Linked DNA regions of Homo sapiens: region 1 is linked to region 2. Evidence: read pairs that join two places in POLR2A ChIA-PET (ENCODE). Cell type or tissue: HepG2. All regions are shown on one strand. Links, peaks and the distances in the headings refer to the core of each region. The heading gives the core; the rest is flanking DNA.

What was found. ChIA-PET counts read pairs that join two places held together with the same protein. Peaks named below come from ENCODE experiments on the same cell type or tissue, not always from the same donor. Only the 100,000 strongest peaks of a DNase experiment are listed, where the experiment ranks them.
Region 1: POLR2A ChIA-PET joins it to region 2 with 17 read pairs; 2 of 35 experiments call an interaction of 5 or more read pairs at or near these places.

What each region holds. Positions count from the first base shown.
Region 1 is chr7:155,803,476-155,811,809 of GRCh38, reverse strand. It overlaps SHH (sonic hedgehog signaling molecule), which reads left to right. Exons shown (of 3, transcript NM_000193.4): 2 at 5,253-5,514; 3 at 8,084-8,334. Among named protein-coding and RNA genes, the nearest start is that of SHH, 4.8 kb to the left of the region's middle. RefSeq lists enhancers at 4,706-5,674, 5,675-6,644 and a silencer at 6,551-6,730. In HepG2, for the core only: no CTCF peak of the experiment used is centred there; DNase peaks (open chromatin) are centred at 2,137, 2,639 and 3,639; H3K4me3 peaks cover 3,001 bases; H3K27me3 peaks cover 1,565 bases.
Region 2 is chr7:156,610,042-156,620,370 of GRCh38, reverse strand. The region is part of intron 1 of RNF32-DT (RNF32 divergent transcript); the gene reads left to right. Among named protein-coding and RNA genes, the nearest start is that of RNF32-DT, 25 kb to the left of the region's middle. RefSeq lists enhancers at 1-220, 221-910, 7,031-7,150, 7,261-7,430 and a silencer at 550-750. In HepG2, for the core only: a CTCF peak has its summit at 4,729; DNase peaks (open chromatin) are centred at 3,270, 3,900, 4,710 and 5,440; H3K4me3 peaks cover 3,100 bases.

The sequences.
Region 1 (8,334 bases), core at 335-8,334, 810 kb after region 2:
GCCGGGGCGTGGAATGTGTGGCTTTCCAGGGGGTTACGAGAAGCCGAACACTTCCAGACTTAACTCTGTTTGCTCTTCGGGCAGATAGGAAGGTGATTTCACCCGCTCCTTCCCCACCCACCTGCCCGCCCCCCATCTCTTCCTCTTCCTGGAGGAGAATGGAGGTCAAGGGTCCAGCTGGAGAAGTTTAGGGTGTGGTGGGGGTGAGGACGGTAACAGACGTGGTTCATTATGGCCCTGATTTGATGAGTCTTGCTACAATGGCCTTCCCCATCCTACCTCTGCCCTGGCTTGTAACTTGGGGAGACCTTCACTTTGGGGGCGTCGGCCCTTTCCAAGTCAGGAGTGGAAATGGAAGGAGAGGCTGGGAATCCCCCTCCCACAAACATGAAGTGGTCTCCTGGTACTGTACGAACGAACGAACGTAGCCTTGGGCATTGGAGCTCAGAGCCCCCACGTTTCCCGTTGCCTCTGTGGTTTTCTTTCCCACCACTACCCCCACCCTGCACCTCCCCACCAAAGAATTCTCAACTGGAAAAGCCAGGAGGCGGTTCTGACAAAAGGCAGGGGCTCCAGGGGAGACTCCGCCCGTCCCTGGGTGGCTGGCTGTATCGCAGAGCTGGCTTTGCGATTGCGTGTCCGCAATTGTGCCCATCAGAGTGTGAATGTATTGATATTTCTTTAAGGATGCTCTTTCGTTCTTCCAAGCCCGAGGTACCTTAGGGGAGGGACTTAGAACTTATTGGCATTGCATCACTTTAGTTTTCAACCTGCTTGCATAAGAATTAAGAGCGAATAAATATTAGTGTGGGGGGAGGGGAAGCTAAGCAAAATATGAATTCCTCTCTCTCTCCCCACCTCCTTTGAGATTTCTGAGCTGCCAATCTCCCAGCCAATTCTAGACTTTCTGAAACTCCATGCACGTATAACTGAAGCCAGAAATGGGTTTCCTTGCAAATATAGGTCAACATCCTTTTTATTGCCCTATTAAAATATTCAAGTCCTACCTTTAGGGCTAGGTGCGTACAGCGGCTGATGGAGTGGCGCTGGTGGGGCGCAAGTGCAGGGGGAGGGTACTGACGGCAGAGAGAGAGGAGCTACCTCCGTGCCGCCCTGCTTCCCGACCCGATTCCCAGGCTTGCTTGAGGCCGAGAAAGGCGAGGGGCAGGCAAGGTAGCCTGCTCCAGCTGTCGGAAGGGAGAGGAATGGGAAATGGTCCTGATTTCCTTGCTCTCCCTCATCTGCTCCCGACCACCTTAAATCTGGACCGCGAGTGTGGACGCGCGCGCCAGTGCCAGACAGCAGCGCGATCCACAATTAACTCTGCACGGGCCATGGGGTGCCCGTTGCGTGCAGCTGGCTGGAGGGAGTTCTCCGGCTAGCCCGAGGCGCCCATCCTCTCGTCACCCTCACTCCCCGCGGAGGAGGGGCCTTGCCAGGGTCCCTCGGAACCCGAGAGGAGGGAGGCACTGCGGAGAGAGCGGCGGGGGCGTGGATACCCGAGGTCCCAGAGCCAGAGTGGGTCAGCTTCTGCCCTGCTCTGCGGGAGGCCAATACCGCAGAAGGGGTCCTGGGCTCGCACACCTTCCCAGGGCTTGGGCCTTGCAGCCCTGCTGCAAAGCTGCAAGCGCACAGAGCCGCGCAGCGAGGCAGACGCCTGCAGCCCCACTTACTCCCGGGTTATCGATCCCCCGCGGCTAGGGTTTCAGTGCGCGAGGGGCTGGGCTGGAGCCGCCGGGCTCTGCTGCTCCACGCGCGGGAGCGCAGGCACCGCAGGAGCTAACAGCAGCGCCGGGCTCGCTGTAGTGTCCCCGGCGGCGGGGGCGCGGAGATGGGGGCGCCCGCGCAGGGGCCGGGGCGCATCGCGGGCTCCGCCGGCCTGCCCTGGGACGCGCCCCCATCCCCAGTCCGCCGCCTGCCTGGCCTCTAGGCCTCCGCGTCCCAGCCGGAGCCCCCAGCCCGGGGGCCTCCCCCCGACCCCCGTCCGCCCTGCCGGGGGACGCAGGGCCCAGCGGCCCCGCGCCCGGCCACTCTCGCCGCCGCGCGCACAGGCAGCATTTGAACTTCTGACCTTCTGTCAACTTCCCTCAGACGAACGAAACGAAAACAAATACTTTTTTCCTTGGGCAGTGGCTATTCCCGTTCCCAACACAAAAGGAGGGGGAAGGACGGCCCAAGTGGGGGTTGGGTGAGGAGAGCCAGGCCGGGATTATCAGGCAGACCCCACAAAGGTCCCCTAAAACCGAGGGGGGTAGGGGCTGGCAGTCTGTGAGGTATCCCCGGTTGATCCCTCCCCTACCTTCCTTCTCCCGATTCCAGGAGTTAAGGGTGGGGGAGGAAGGGATGGGGAAGGCGGAGGCTCGGGTGCTGAGGGCAGGGGCGGGGTGCAGGAGGCGGCAGGGGAGCCCCAGGCCGGCGGGAGGTTTGGGGAGCCTGCTCGGCCGCCCTCATTTTAAATAACCACCTAGGCTCTGCCCCAGGTGCGTGACCCTCTTCTTCTGTCTCCCTCCCTGTCTCTGGGTCTCTAATGTGACTGCCGCCCAAGTCCCTCAACCATGGCGAGATCGTCCCCAGTGGAACTTTCGGAGCAGTTCCGGAACGCAGGAGCTGCCGGTTAATATTAACCCGGGAGAGGAAAGCGCAGACAGACACGCTCTCCCCGCGCGGGCCTAGGTGCCAGGCGAGGGTGCTGGCGGCCAGGGGGCTCCTAAGGGGCAGGAGGCCAGAGGGCCGGATCTGAAGCCTGGAGTGGGGTCCCGAGCCGCTACACTAAATAGATTTAATGTGCGCTCTGGGGCCGCCAGGAAAGACGCTCAGGTATGGGGTTGGGGAGGGGCTGTTCCACCAAGCTTGGGGGAAAGGACAGTGGAGAGAGGTGCGTTTAGGGGCTGGGGCTGTCTTGAAGCTGGGACGCCCCCGCCCCCGCGCTGGGGGAAGCCCACCGGCTGCTGGCGGTGACACTCGCCGGCGCGGCTCGCAGATCAGGGAGGTAGGCGGGAGCTCAGGCGTGGGGAACAACTTGGCCTCCGCCGACACAAAGCCCGGCCCCGGCGGCCCTGCTGGGCTTCACGGTGGCTGCACAGAGTCGGGCTTGATTCGCGGCACACGACCCAATGAATTAATAACCGGCCTGGGCTTCCCGGCTTTGCCTGCGACAATCCCGCCCAGCGCGGGCGGAGGAGAGGCCGCCAGCCGAGGCCGCGCGGAGCCCGGGCCGGAGGAGGGCGCAAGGGGCGGGGGCGCCAACTCCAGCAACCCTCGGCCTCCGCCCCTCACTCGCGCAGCCACCTCCCGTCGCGGCCCGGCTGGACCCGGGTCTCCCTGCCCGGGGTCCTCCATGCCTGCCCAAGTGGCGCAGCTCACAGAGCTGGGGGCCAGGTCATCCTCACCCTGCCGCCCTCTCCCTGGCTGCCCTCCTGGGAAGCTGTTTAAAGCTTCTTCGGCACAGCCCCAGGGGAGGGAGCTGCGGTGGGGTGGGGGGCTTGCATGGGGGTCCCTGTGCGTGTTGGTGGTGTGCGCCTGCGCGCAACGGGCCTCACATCATAGCTCTACACTGACCCTGGTTTACTGATTGATTTTCATGTAAAACGCGTTCAATCCTCAAGATGACCTCACTCAAACTCTGCCCTTCCGACTTTTTTTTTTAACTGCTGGCAGGCCCACAAACATGCAGGCACTGACCTGTTACCAGGGCGGCCCCCAGCCCTACCCCACCCCCAGTTGTTGCATGTTGAACTCTACAACCATATTACTGGGTTTTATTGCTGCCAGATACACAGGACTTTTCCTGTTGCGCAATTTGTCACGTCCCCTTAAAGCGCCGCAGCAGTGGGGCCAGCGTCCTCGCCCCACCCTCTCGAAAGAGTCCCCCCAACCCACGCTACAGTTAGGGCCCTGGATAGAAGCTGTCCCTCCATGGCGACAACCAGACTCCAAGCAGAGCATCCTTCCAGACTGGAGGAGGTTAGAGGTCAGCCCCGCCCTCTGCAGAAGTCACCTTGAAATTGCCCCTCGGCCTCCACTTGGCGCAGCTTCTTGGGGGATGCCACCATCGTCATCTGTGCCAGTTCCCCCTCTTTAAATCCCATGTCCCACCAGCAGCAGCAGGGTAAACATCCAGGAAGCAAGTCAGTGCCCCCACAAACACACACAGTGGATTCAACTGCTTTCTGTCGCATCCTTATCTGAGGGTGACCCCAGAATTCCAGGGGAACCCCCACAATCTGAATCCCAGGTAACCCCGTCTGCATCTGCCTAGTCAGTGTTTCCTGCCTCCTCCCAGGCAACTTCCTGGGAAACTCCCCAGGCGGAGGACTCCGAGACCTCAGGCCTTCCTGTCTCCCCTCCCCCTCCTCTCAAACCCCTCCCCCTCCCTCCACCTCTTCAGTTTGCTCTTCAAACTTGCTGGACGCCATTCTATGCTGGGGCCAAGAACACAAGAGCGGAGGAAGGGAACAGGTTAAAGAAAACAAGAAACACAATCAGACCACAGAAAAGCCAGGCAGAAAAGGGTTCGACGGGCAAAAAGAATGTGGCTGTCCAGATAAAGAATGTCTGTCCCGGCCCCGGCCTGTGCTGCAAGTGGCAACTCACCTAGCCGCCTGCCACCCAGGCTCCCGCCCACCGCGCAGCCCCGCCAGCGGCTTCTCGCCTCCCCTCTGCCTCGGATAGGGTTAGGGCCTGAGGTAAATAAATGCAAGGCCTTCAATTCTCCAAGCAGTGCGCAGTGCATTTTTCTTTATTTCTGGGAACTTGCGCCCAGGTCTCTGTCAGGCCTGCTGTGAGGGATTCTACGCGGGGAGAAGGTGGAGGCTGCGCAGGTGGAGAAAGGGGCCCCAGAAGGGGGGCTAGAAGTGGAGGGCAACGTGGGGGCGGGGCGGGTATCCCAGAGGGTGCCCCTGGAGGGTCCTGTAGTTGATGTCTTAAACATGCAGGTCACTTGTTTCAGAGAAACTTTATTTGCTTCTTAGGCCTCGCTAGGAGCATCGGCTGTTTCAGGACCTGGAGAAAGGCCCCCAGCTCTACCCTGAGAGGACGTGCTCCTCCACGCTCCTCCGCAAATGCTGTCCCTCTTCCCCAGCCCAGGGCCCGGCTCTTCGGTGTGTCTGGGCCATTCCAACCCCCGTCTCCCCACCTCTCCGCATGGCCCTCGCGCCTTGAGACTGGGCAGGGCAGGCTGATGGAGGGGCCGGGAGGGGTGGCGGTTGCCCAGGCTAACGTGTCCGTCGGTGGGGGTCCCCTTGTCTTCGCAGAGGTGTAAGGACAAGTTGAACGCTTTGGCCATCTCGGTGATGAACCAGTGGCCAGGAGTGAAACTGCGGGTGACCGAGGGCTGGGACGAAGATGGCCACCACTCAGAGGAGTCTCTGCACTACGAGGGCCGCGCAGTGGACATCACCACGTCTGACCGCGACCGCAGCAAGTACGGCATGCTGGCCCGCCTGGCGGTGGAGGCCGGCTTCGACTGGGTGTACTACGAGTCCAAGGCACATATCCACTGCTCGGTGAAAGCAGGTAAGCTGGCCCTGGCCCCCCGGATCCGACCCAAGGAAGGCCATTGGCGCACCTCGGCTTGATTCAAGAGAAAAAGAAACCTGGGGGGAGGCTGAGGGCCAGGAGCAGGGTCGCTGGGCGATGACTGCGTTTCCGCGGTGGAACCTGCCCTGTGAGGTGCCGGCCCCTCGAAATCACCCCTACCTTTGAGGCCACAGAGCCCAAGGTTCTCCATGCCCCGAGATGGGGTCCTGTGGCTTCCTGCCCGCTTCTGGAGCCCCCACTGCAGGGGGTGGGAAAGCGTGACTGGGGGAGGGGCGCTAGGCCCTTCCAGGCGAGGGAAGACAGCCCTGCGCGGTTAGCCAGGTCTGGGCGAGCTCCTTCCTCTCGTTTAGGGCTTAAGAACCAACCGCCCCCACCCGCTATCCCAAGCGCAGGGGTGTCTATCCTGCCCCGGAGCCCGCGTCCTGGCTCCTCCCCGCCGGGCGCCCGTGGATCCTAAGCTGCCTTTGGGGAGAGGCCTGGTGGGCGGCAGTAAACCCAGGGGCAACCACCTCCAGCATCTGGAGGCGGCGCGCCCGGAGCCTGCGTTCCTACTGGGAGCCGGGCCGGGACGCCCTGGGCGGCGGGCAGGCCCCGAAACGCCGGCCCGAGTCGGCGCGAGGCTGTCTTCTCTGGGCCTGCAACGCCACACGCTGTTGCCGGCGAGGAACAGCCGTGGAGGAGGCGCCATCGCGCGCACGCAAACCTCCGGCCCGAGGCTGTGTGCACAGCGCTCTTCTCCGCCCGCATAAATTGGCACGTTTAGCAAAGCCGTTCACGGTGAATTTCGGGGAAACTCTGCCTTCCTCAACCCCCTTCCAGGCTTCCCTACTTGTCTCCTAAATTCCATGTTAATGGCACTATGTTAGTAGGAAAACACTGTTAAGGTGTCAAGGCACACTTGTAGGTAAAGGCTAGAGTGGCTTCTCGTCCCCACAGAAAGCAAAGGCGTGGAGCGGGGGCGGCAGGGGCGGGTGTGCGGCCCGGAGAGCTCCCGGCTGCAGGCAGGCAGGAGGCGGCGCCCCCACCTCGCGGGCTCGGCGGCGGCCCCTGGGCCCAGGGCGCCCCCTGCGCAAAACCTCCTCCCCGGCTCCCTGCCCGCGGGGTCCCCCTAGCGGGGGTCTCCGGAGGCCTCCTCCCAAGTGAGCAGCGCTAATCCATCCCCCGGATCGCGCCGGGAGAGCGGAGCCGCGGCGCGGGAGCCGCTCATTGGCATTCTGAGCACACGGGCGGGGGCGCGGGGCGCAGCGTGTCAAGCCGGGCCGTGCGACTCGACGACTCGGGCTCGCCAGCGCCCGGGGTCGCATTCCGGGGGGCTACGGAGGGCCTCCAACGGCCAGCCCCGCACTTCATGCCAGAGAAACCGATGAGAAGATTAAAAGCCCCCTGTAATTCCAGCAGGAAGATTCTTTCTGGCAATCTCTATTTGCAAAAAGCATGATCCCGGAGATTGGAATGCAAAGAAGACGGCCCTCCCCGCCCTCCTCCCCGGCCCCCTGCGCTCCGCCCCAACTTCAATTATTGTCCTGGGGACAGTGAGCCTCAGAGAGCGACAGAGGGCTCGAGAAAGCGGGTAGTCAAGGGGCCTTGAGACCCGGCGCTTCCAGCGCTCCGAACAGGCCCCGCCATTTAAAATTCAAATACACATCTTGAGTGCTTGGAAGAGAGGCCTGGCTGTGCAAATAGTGCTTGTGAATTGCACACGGGGTGGGGGGGGGTTGCACCTGAGCAAATAGGGAGGGGGAGGCCCGCGAGCTGGGGAGAGAGTGAGCTGAGAACAGGGAGGGGAGAAAATGGAAGTGTCCCCTTCCAAGAGTGTCTCCTGTTTATCCCAGAAATCACAATGACAATGCTGGGCCCTTTATTGGATTTTAATTAGAAAATCCACACAAGCCTCGGATTTTCACACCTCGGCCAATCTCTGGAATGTTTGTCCAGTTGCTACAACTACTGCAGCTATTTTTCACTCCCCGCCCCCGCCCCTCCGCAGGCCCACGCCGAGGCGCGGCAGGGTGCTGCGGGCAGGCGGGCAGGCGGGCAGGCGGGCCAGGGGTTTCCGCCGCGCAGCCCGGGTGCTGAGTGCGCGAGCAGGCGCCGCGCCCCGCGCCGGGGCGGGAGGGAAGGAGGGTGCGCCCGGCGCCCGCGGGAGCTCAAGGAGGCTTCCTGAGGAATCCAAGTGCAGAGCAAACACCCTCTGGATGGATTCGCGGCGAGGCCGGGTGTGTGCGGAGCTGGGGGTGGGGTTGGAGGAAGGCGGAAGGAAAGAGTGTCACCGGCCTCTGCAGGAAACGCCAGCCAACCTCTGTGACCGCCAGCCCAGACTTAGAGAGTCGTTAAGGAATGTGTCGGAATCCTGTCCCTGGGGCAGTGGGGTTGGGGGAGGGAGGTGTGTGCGGGACCCGCCTGGAATCAATCGCCCCGCCCCGCGCCTTGCGCACCCCTGGCCTAGGAGCGCGGGCACCAAGCGTGCGCCCTCCTCCCCGAGACGCGCCTCCCTCTCGGAACTCAATGCCCTGTCCTCTCTTCTTTCCCTTCTCCTCACCCGCAGAGAACTCGGTGGCGGCCAAATCGGGAGGCTGCTTCCCGGGCTCGGCCACGGTGCACCTGGAGCAGGGCGGCACCAAGCTGGTGAAGGACCTGAGCCCCGGGGACCGCGTGCTGGCGGCGGACGACCAGGGCCGGCTGCTCTACAGCGACTTCCTCACTTTCCTGGACCGCGACGACGGCGCCAAGAAGGTCTTCTACGTGATCGAGACGCGGGAGCCGCGCGAGCGCCTGCTGCTCACCGCCGCGCACCTG
Region 2 (10,329 bases), core at 1,127-9,126:
GCTGGGTAAAACGAGGCTGAAACCTACTGGGCTGCATTCCCAGACAGTTAAGGCATTCTAAGTCACAGGATGAGATAGGAGGTCAGCACAAAATACGGGTCATAAAGACCTTGCTGATAAAACAGGTTGCAGTGAAGGAGCCGGCCAAAACCCACCAAAACCAAAATGGCCACGAGAGTGGCCTCTGGTCGTCCTCACTGCTAGGTTCCCACCAGCGCCATGACAATTTACAAATGCCATGGCAACGTCAGGAAGTTACCCTATATGGTTTAAAAAGGGAGGCATGAATAATCCACCCCTTGTTTAGCATGTCATCAAGAAATAACCATAAAAATGGGCAACTCGCAGCCCTCAGGGCTGCTCTGTCTATGGAGTAGCCATTCTTCATTCCTTTACTTTCTTAATAAACTTGCTTTCACTTTGCACTGTGGACTCACCCTGAATTCTTTCTTGCGCAAGATCCAAGAACCCTCTCTTGGGGTCCAGATCGGGACCACTTTCCTGTAACAGTAATGGCCCCAGTTCTCTACCCGCTTTTGGTTGTGGAGGCAAGGACCAGCCAAAGGAGAACAAACAGGCTGTTTATTTACAGCTTGTGATAACAAGGAATTCAGCTCCACCACCTGCATTCAGCAGGGGCTCAGAGGTGGAGAGCAGGAAAGCTGTAGAGTGAAGAAAGGAAAACTTCTAGGGTGTCCTGATTGGAGGTTGCCAGTGTGGGGGTGGCTCATGCAAAGTGAGCATCGCATGCCAGTGGTTTGGCGAACATATTTGGCTTTCTCTAGTTAGTCCTAATTTGGAAGCAGGGGCAAAATATACAGAAACTGGGTGTCGTGGACCTGGAAGGAAACTGAGGCACAGCTTAAGCCACAAAGAATTTTTCTGAGCCACATTTGAGTGACTGTAGCCCAGGAAATGCTTCCCAGTTACCTTGGGAAGTGCTTCAGAGGACAAGGGAGGATTCCAAGCTTTTAAAGAAAAAAGGATGAATCAGGAGAGGGGGCAATTGCAAAAGTCGTTTTTCAACTCTTACAATGGGTTTGATTGCAGTCAAAGCAGCCCTGGAGCTGAGGGTTGGGTGTAACTGTAAGAAGCGCCCTTGGAGAGGGAGAGGGCCACCACAACAGATGCCTTGGCTCACCCCCGCTCAGCCAGGGGGTTGTAGTCTGGGATTGAACATTCTCCACTTAAGCCGCCAGAGGCTCAAGCCCAAGTGGCCTCCCAGCTCCAGCCTAGGCCCCTTGACTAACATGTCGCAGGCTTCCCTGGTCAGGCTGTTCACCAGGTCCCAGGGTTCCCGGCCAGTCGGTCCAGAGAGCCTGGCCTTCCTTCCCCAGCTGCTGCTGCGGAGGCCGTGGTAAGCGCTATGCTGTCACACTTGGCCTGGCCTCTGGCTCTCATCCGTTTGTGTGCTGTCTCTTGATGCTTCCAGGCTTGTGTTATTAGGGAGTGTTTCAGTAACCCTGTACTCCAACCCTGCTCACCCCCAGACTCTGGTTTCAGATATTCAGCTTCACTGGATTTACGAGTGGGCCTGCAGGCTGGCGGTCCTGGCCGGGCTGAGCAGAAGCTTGTTTTGAGCTTGTTTTGGTCTCACTGATGACTTACCGTATGGACAGGCAATCTGCTGAAGAAGAAACCCAAAGCAGCTAACGTTCAAACGGAGCCGCAGGCTGCTGGCTAACCTGGCCTGGGCCGGGGCAACTCAGCCGTGGTGCCCCAAAGCTCTTCATCCTCCAGCTACCCAGCTCAGCTGTGTTTCTCCATGAGAAAGGACGGGAAGCCTGTGTGCACGCCCGCTGTGGGCCTTGGCCGGCGTGTTTGCTAACATGCCAGCCGTCGAAGCAGGACACATGGCTGAGCCCAGGTCTCCAGGGGGAGGGACCGCACAGCTGCCCGGCAGAGTGCACACAGGGGTCTCCACCGCACTCTACCCAGTGACTTTGTGATTTTCCGGGTGTCGCCACATGATTTGCTTTGTTCAGGAAAGTGAAAATGGTTGGATATCAAGAGAAAACTGCTTCTTGGATGGTTTGACAATTGCCATGTATGAAACACAGCATTACTACTTTTATTTATTTATTTATTTATTTATTTATTTATTTATTTATTTATTTATAAGAGACAGGGTCTTGCTCTGTCCCCCAGGCTGGAGTGCAGTGGCACCATCATAGCTCACTTCAGGCTCAATCTCCTGGCCTCCAGCCATCCTCCCACCTCAGCCTCCTGAGTAGCTGGGACTACAGGCACAAGTCACCATGCCCAGCTAATTTTATTTTATTTTATTTTTTGGTAGAGGCGGAGGTCTCACTATGCTGCTGGAGCTGGTCGTGAACTCTTGGCCTCAAGTGATCCTCCCACCTCAGCCTTCCAAGTCGCTGGGATGACAGGTGTGAACCACTGCATTTGGCCTGTTACTGCTTTTTAAACGAGATCTTAGTCCATGAGTCCAGAATTTATGAATTCATAGATAGAATATTTAAAACGAGGCCACTGGACTGCTTTTCTGCAGTTCACATATCTGTTTTATTTTCACAGTGCAGAGATAATTTGGAAGTAAATGTTTTTGTGGAAATTTTAAGTGTCATGGGTGGCTCTTCCATTCGTATAGTATTTAAGGATTTATTTTCAACATCCACAGGAAAACATTTATTCCTTTAATTAGGACTGGACTCAGTTTCCCAGTTAGGAGCCATTAAGTAGTAACAGTCTTGCTGGTGGGTTCCATTTCCCCCATATTTAAAGCCTGTGTAGTAACTGTCACTCTTTATTACTCTTAAAATGAATCATAAAGGAATGGAGTTTAGACTGTATTTAAGTTCAGCAGGTGTGCGCTTCTAGACTCCCGTGTGCGCTGCGTGCACAGAAACGGGTGCAGCCCAGCCTGGGGGAGACACCACAGCTGTGCCCGTCCTGCCACGACTGCCCTGAGATGCGCCCTTGCCTGGAGACCATCAAATCATCCAAGAAGCAGTTTTCTCTTGATATCCACTAAGACAAATGTTCTGCCCAAAACCTTTACCTCGTGTACACTTTATTAATGGAAAAAGTAGTTTTATGCAAGTAGAAATACTAAAAGAAACAGAAATAAACGGATAATACACGCAAGTATCACTTCCCTCTGTTTCTGAAATTGTTCTGTTTTATTGTAACTCTCTCCGTGGTTTGGTCGTGGCATATTTTAATGAATGCTTTTATTCGCGTCTTTTCCTGCGTCAGTCCCGGCATGGCCAGTGGGGATCCGTGTTTATTCCTTGAACTAGGACTTACTATTCCGCGCCCTTTTATGAAAGCGCTGGGCCAGGAACACAGTTCCAGGTTCACCCGGCTGAGCGCGCTGCCCTTGCGGAGGCCGCGGGTTAGCGGGAGGGGGGCGCAGATGCGGGGTGCGGGGGTGACGCCCGGCTGGGGAGGGGGACACGGAAGCCAAGAAGACTCGCGGGAAAGGCGGGTGGAGAGGGCAGAGACCCGAACCCAGAGCGCTGCGCTGCAGGGAGGGGACGGGCCGCGGGCAGGAGCGGGGCGCGGGGCGCGGGAGGCGGCAGGGACCGGGCTGGAGCCCGGGCGCAGGGGCGCGGGGTCGGGGCGAGGAGGGGCGCGGGGCAGGAGGGCGCGGCGGGGGAGAGCGCGGGGGACGCGAGGTCTGGGGGCGCACGGGGTCGGGGAGAGCGCGGGGCGGAGCTCCTTGGAGAAAGTGGTTCCAGCGGGGAAAGGGGAGTTTTGGACTCTGCGTGTGACGGTGACTTTTCTGCAGGGTTTTTGCCCCCACCCGTCACCGCAGAGGCCTGCAGCTGTAGCGGAGCGGAGCAGGGCGGCCGGGGCCTTCCCTTCTGCCGCCGCCAACGTCCCGGGTGCTGGGCCCCGCGGCCAGCGCCAACGCAGGAAAGACCGGGGCGCCAACGCCGCTTTGCTGGTTCCCTCCTGGGTTCTGTGATGATACATTCAGCCCAGCGTTTTTGCTGACCCTAAACCGGCCCACTCCCAAATTGTGGTTCTGGAGGATCCCGGGTCGCGGGCGCTGACACGTGCGGGTGGAGCCCGCTGAGACTGTGGAGGGGTGACGGCTGGCCACAGTTGAACTTTCAGGTTCTGGCGGGACGTCTGAATCCAAACATATAGGGGTGTGTGTGTGTGTGTGTGTGTGTGTGTATATAAAGTGCATATGTGTGTGTGTGTATATATATAGTGCATGTGTGTGTGTGTGTGTGTGTATATATATATATATAAAGTGCATATATGTATATACTTTTTATAAGTGGAAAACACAGTTCTCCTGGGATCCAAAATATTGTTTTCCTGTTTTCTTAACTGTTTGTCCTCACCACGCGGCCCAGTACCCACCCGGAGTGGGCAGCCGAAGGATGTTGTGGAATTCATAATATCCGGTGGTAGAAGTACATTAAACTACTTTGTAACAGGTGAAATAACAGGAGGGTTTCTCCCGGATTCAGGAAGGGTTCTGAAAGAAAAGGTGAAGGCATCCGTTTTTAAGTGTTAGAGTAACTCATTCATTGGAAGGAACTGTTCCCATACAGTTTGGGTTTTACAAGTAAAAGGACAGGTGCAGAGCTCGGCTCTGTCACTGGGTGCGTATGGTCTTGGGCAACTTATTGCACTTATTTTGAGCTTCAGTCCCTCATTTGGAAAATGAGAGTGATAATATCCGCCTCGGGGGATTGTGGAGGGATTAAATTAGGTAACCTGTGAGACCCTTTGCCAGGGCCTAGTGGGCAGCAGTGCTCAGGAAACGCAGTGTCCTTTGTTCTTTGGCCCAGACTATGGCCGATGAGACGTACCACCTGGGTCTAATGAGTGATTATGTGGCAACTTTATTCAATGCCATTCCTTATTAATGGGCACCTTGTGGCAAAAGTTAACATGGGAAAGAAATAGGCTGTTGTAGAATTGTTAAATAATATTGAAACCTTCTTTTGATACAGTCTGGTTGGGTACAGATATACCACAGAAAAATTGTTTTTAAACTAAGAAAATAGAGACAAATGAACATTTTTTATTTGAATATAGACCATTCCATTTAAGTTTTGCAGAGTTTAAATTTAGCAAGTTGAAACCACAGGTTTTTGAACAATGGCAATTTCAGAACTTCTGGTATGTGAGTTTTGTGTCTTTTCCTCATTATTTAAAGCTCCTCATTCTTTGAGAGTGTAGTAAAGTTCTATCATTTCAGACATCAGAATTAGCATTGAAAACATGGGATTCTTTATCTGGATTGATGAAAGTAATTTATTGTTTGCTGTGTCAAACACAGCATGCTATTTGTCACATTGTGGTTTGTGTATCTTTCTAGAAGCTTTCAACTTTGATCTGAGGCAAAGTACACTCAGTAGCACAGATGACAGAGCTAAAAAAAAAAAAAAGCCAGTGATGTGCATTGTCACTCAGAGACTCTAAATCAACAAGCATGGAGACGCGGAGTAAAAAGCCACCTGACTTTAAAGAGGCTTGTACGTTCTTGTGAGAGAGCAGACCTCTGCCTTTCTCGGGGGAGACAAAGGTGTAGAGCGATTTATGAGTTAAAGATCGGGTTCACTGTGTGCAACCCAAAGGCACCTCCTCAAGGCCAGAGCCTGGTCCTGGCCTGCAGCCTTAGGTAAACACTCGCATTTAAAAGACCGCGCAGAGCCGGGACTCCGTGCACATAAAGGCGGCTTTCTTCAACTGTCATCAGAGTGGATTTTAGAACGTGCTTTTAATACTTACAAGGTTGATGTTTGCCTTTTAAAAAATGCTATTTGAGATCGTTTCTTATTTAACTTTCACCTTGGCGTGCCTTTTACCTGATTCGTGGCAGCGTTAAGGAAACTCACCTTGTTGTGAGATCAGACAAAGATTTAGAGCAGTGTCGCACAGTGTGACCTTTTAGAAGTCAAGGCTCCACCAAATCCTTGTTTAAACACCGTAAAAACTGGATGAAAAGCAACAACATATAATCTTAATCTGAACATTTGGTCTCAGATTCTTTTTATTGCGCTTGGGTTGATTATTCTGTGAGATAAATTAATCGTGTCCCAGGATAGCTGTGTACTTCCATTTCCTTTCTGATTTTTAACAGACAATGGCCCAGATCAATAAAACGGCAAAATAAAGAGGTTTGGAATGAGGAACATTGTTGCATACCTAAGTCTGTACTCTTCTAGAGAATGATTCTCAAAAGAAATTCAGCTATGCTGTTAAATCTGCATTTGCAGAGTTAATTATTAGTAGGAATTTTAAACTTGTATATTAAAATGATCATTAATAGCTGCAGAATAATGCATGGTCCAGATGCAACAATTTATTCAAGCATTCCTTTAGTTATTGGCATTCTCTGTTTTGTGTTTTGTAGTAAGAATATTCCTGTCCATTTATATTTATGTACCTGGTGTATTTTAATTCAAGTATATTGAGCTAAAAAACACATACCCCTTTAAAATTTTACAATTCTATGAATTTTAGCAAGTGCAGACTGTCTTGTAACCACCATGGAAATCACAATGAAAAACATACCCATCATCACGAGTTTCCTGGTGCCCATGTGCAGCCAGCACCTCCCATCACGCCCAGGTGGGACTGGCTAGTTGTAGGAAAACAAGCTCAGGGTTCCCACGGATTCTACCTTACAGTGAGTGGTATGATTATTCCATTATATATTACAATGTAATAATAATGGAAATAAAGTGCACAAATGTGATGTGCTCAAATCAACCCAAAACCATCCCCATCCTAGGTCCATGGAAAAATTGTATTCCACGAAACTGGTCTCTGGTGCCAGAAAGACTGGGATCTGTTCTAAGCCTTCTCCGATGAAGTTGCCCTTTGGTAAGCTTTCCCGCGTAACACAAATTTATCCATACTCCGTGTCCACCGAAGAAGTCTATCCACATAGTTCCTGCAGAGACTGCCCTGTTATCAGTTTTCCAGCTGTATTCCTTCCAAGTCCTGGGCCATCCATTCATACTGATGGCTCCTGCTGTCTTGGGCCATATTCTCTTTGGGGCAAAATGAACAGCCAGGTGCTTTTCTGGGAGTTCTGCCCACTGCAAATACTTCCCTCAACACTGTCCTTCAGAGCCGTCTCTCCATTTCTGGGCAGATGTAGCATGTATTGTGCACAATCATCTGTAAATGAGGCCTGAACCTTTGATTTCTCAGTCAGCGGGTGGAGGGTGCTCGTCACCGGGCTGCAGGCCTGCTTGAGAGAGGATGTGACTGGCAGAGTGGCGCCACGGGGATCTGAGCCACGCGCCCATGTGGCTTGTGCTTTAGAATCATCTTGGGTGGAGCCAATATTCACCACTTCAACTCAAGGACAGAAAGCTGCTGTGGCTTTGTGGTCGGAAAACACCCAGCTCATGGTGAAGCGTAAGAGAGGAGGAGAAATGGGGCAAACTCTCTCTGCCTCCCTGCAAAAAAGAAATCTGAAGTTTTAAAGAATATCTCCAAATCAGATATAGGAGGATTCTATTGATAAATTAAAATGAACAGACACTCTCTCAAGTAAGCAATAAGCTGTGTTTCTTGTCGTATAGATCTTACCTCAGGAATTTTAAAGCTTATCTATTGCTTGCATCCAAGGTTCTCTTTACCTTTACCAGGTAAAGGTGTCTTTGTTTGTGCTGCTACAATAGCATACCTGAGACTGGGTACTTTACAAAGAATGGAAATTAATTTGCCCACAGTTCTGGAGGCTGGAAGTCCAAGGTCAAGGTGCTGGCATCTGGTGTGGGCCTTCTTGCTGTGTTCTCAGTGATTCTGATGCAGCTAAAGCTGGAGGACCACTGGCAGAAGGCAAGAGAGAGCCGGCTCCCTCCAGCAAGCCCCTTTACAAGGGCATTTAGTCTCATGGCCTAATCGCCTCTTAAAGACCCACTTCTTAATACCATCCCATTGGCAACACCTGGATTTTGGAAGGAGCATGTTCAAACCACAGCATGGTTTTCTATGTGATTTTGGTTGTATACAGCATGGCTGTATCATGCTAGGCAGAAATATGACCTTGTTATTGTCTTTATTTGGAGATTAAATCGGGTTTAAGGAGATGTGTATGGGTACCAAAGTGACAAGGGGGGAAGCTTGGGATGGTGGATTTTGGATGTCAAGGTGACAGGGTATTAAGGGATGCCCAAATAGCTGGCAAAGCACCATTTATTCTTATGCTTCAGTGGGCATTGGGCATGGCCCTCTTCTACTGTAAGGGAAATCCAGTTGGCCTGGTGTTTGATTAGAATGATTGTGCTGCCCCAGGAGTGTCTGTGAGGGAGTTTCCGGAGGAGTTTGGTGTGTCAGTCAGTGGACTGAGTGGGGAAGAACTGCCCTCAATGTGGATGGCATCCTCCAATTGGCTGGGGGGTCCTGGATGGAGCACAAATGCAGAGGAAGGGTGGATTCTGGCCCCTTCTCCCAGAGCCAGGATGCCCTTTGTCTCCTGCCATTGGACACTGGAACTCCAGGCTTTATGGCATTTGGACTCAGGGACTCACACCAGCCCCCTGTGCATGACCCTCTCTGGTACTGGGGCCTTCTGCCTCACACTGAGAGTTATAGCACCGGCTTCCCTGGTTCTGAGGCCTTCGGATGTGGTCTAAGCCGCGCTGCCAGCTTCCTGGGGTCTCCAGCATGCAGACGGCCTGCTGTGGGCCTCCCCAGCTTCCATAATCAAGTGAGCCAATTTCCTGATGAATCCCTTTCCTCCAGCTCCTATGAACCACGTCGGTTCTGTCTTGAGAAGCCTGGCTGAAACGCTAGGCGTTGCAACACTAAAGATGGTCTCTATTTCCTTCTTTAAATCACACACACAAAGTTCAGTGACAGGCTGTGTGTAAAAGGCCAGATTCCACAGGCATTCCCACACAACAGGCTTTAGTGACTCCTAGGGCATTCGCTCAGCAAAAGTTAACACTGGGCACTTACTCTGTCCCATTCCCTGTGCTGGGCAGTGGGGGACAGCAGCAGGCAGGAAACTGAGGTCCCTGCTCTGTGGAGCTTATAATTTAGTGTAAGGCGGGGCTAAGACTCACCCCAAGAAATCAGTGAGCAGACCACAGTGCACAGGCCCCACTCCAGGCCATTAGATAGCTCAGCTGACTCGGGAGGAACAGCATCTCCAGGGGGCTTTCTGACTCTGTCTTGGTCAACAGTTAATCCATGACTGAGGCAGAGCATTAAAGAATGTCCAGTACGTCTGGGAATGACACAAAGCTCGGAGAAACAGCAAATGCCTCATCTATCACTCATGATTGAATAGAGAAGTTGCCGGGAACTGATGTTTAACCTTGGGCTGTACATTGGAATCACCTGGGAGCTTGAAAAGCGTCCCAGTGCAGTCCGATGCTTTGGGGAGCAGGCCCTGGCTGGTGCTTCTCAGCAGTGTCTTCATCTTCCGTCTCCACTGGGCTCTGGCCACGCTTTCTCCACGGCAGTCCTCAGACTTCGTTCTCACAGCAGCAGCAGCAACTGGGAACTTGTTAGACATTCAGATTCTCGGGCCCCACTCCAGACTCACTGAATCAGAAACTCTGGGAAGGAGAGCCAGAAATCCATGCTTTAATGAACTCAGGTGACTCTGATGCAGCTAAAAGCTGGAGAGCCACGTTCCAGGAATACCCTTTCCCCAGGTAGTTCTCATCTTGCAAGACTTGGCTCACACGCGCTCCCTTGCAAGACATCCCAGCACCTGTAACTCCCTGTCCACACAGGCAAGTCGTCCTAACACGTCAGATAGGAAATCGTGATGGTGGCTTTGTGCCTGTGTCTCTGCTAGACCTTGAATTTCCTAAGGGAAGGGATTTTTTTTCCTATTCATCTCTTCATACTCTGGAGCCAAAAGTAGTACCTGAAACCTATTGGGAACTTCAAAGTAGTCTTTCTCTTCTTAGCCAGCGACAAAAGAAGAAAGTTCTGGCTGCCGTGCTGGGCCTCTGACCAGCTGCCCGTTCTTGCTCCAGGGCCTCCTGCCCTCTGGCTCCTGCTTGCTGCCGGCTCCTCCACTTTTCTTCCTGAATTCGGAAACAGAAGTGGGGCTAAGTAGCTCCCCAGCAAGGCGCACACCAGGTGCTCGGGAGGCACAGATGCAGCTCCTGACTCAATCTCTAAGCACGGGGCCCGTTCAAGTTCAGCACCCCAGCTTCTAATGCAGCGAAGATTTAAGGAGGAATCTCAAGACGTAGCTGTGGAGTCTTAGGGCAAGGGAATAAATACTATTTATGTGTTTTTGTCTTTAATTTGTCTTCTGTAATCCATATGCCTCAAATCGGGATTAGGTTAGAATCTAGTTTTTGATGTTCTAAGTATAAGAATACTGAAAAATCGAGTCAGGTTTACTTTTCCTCC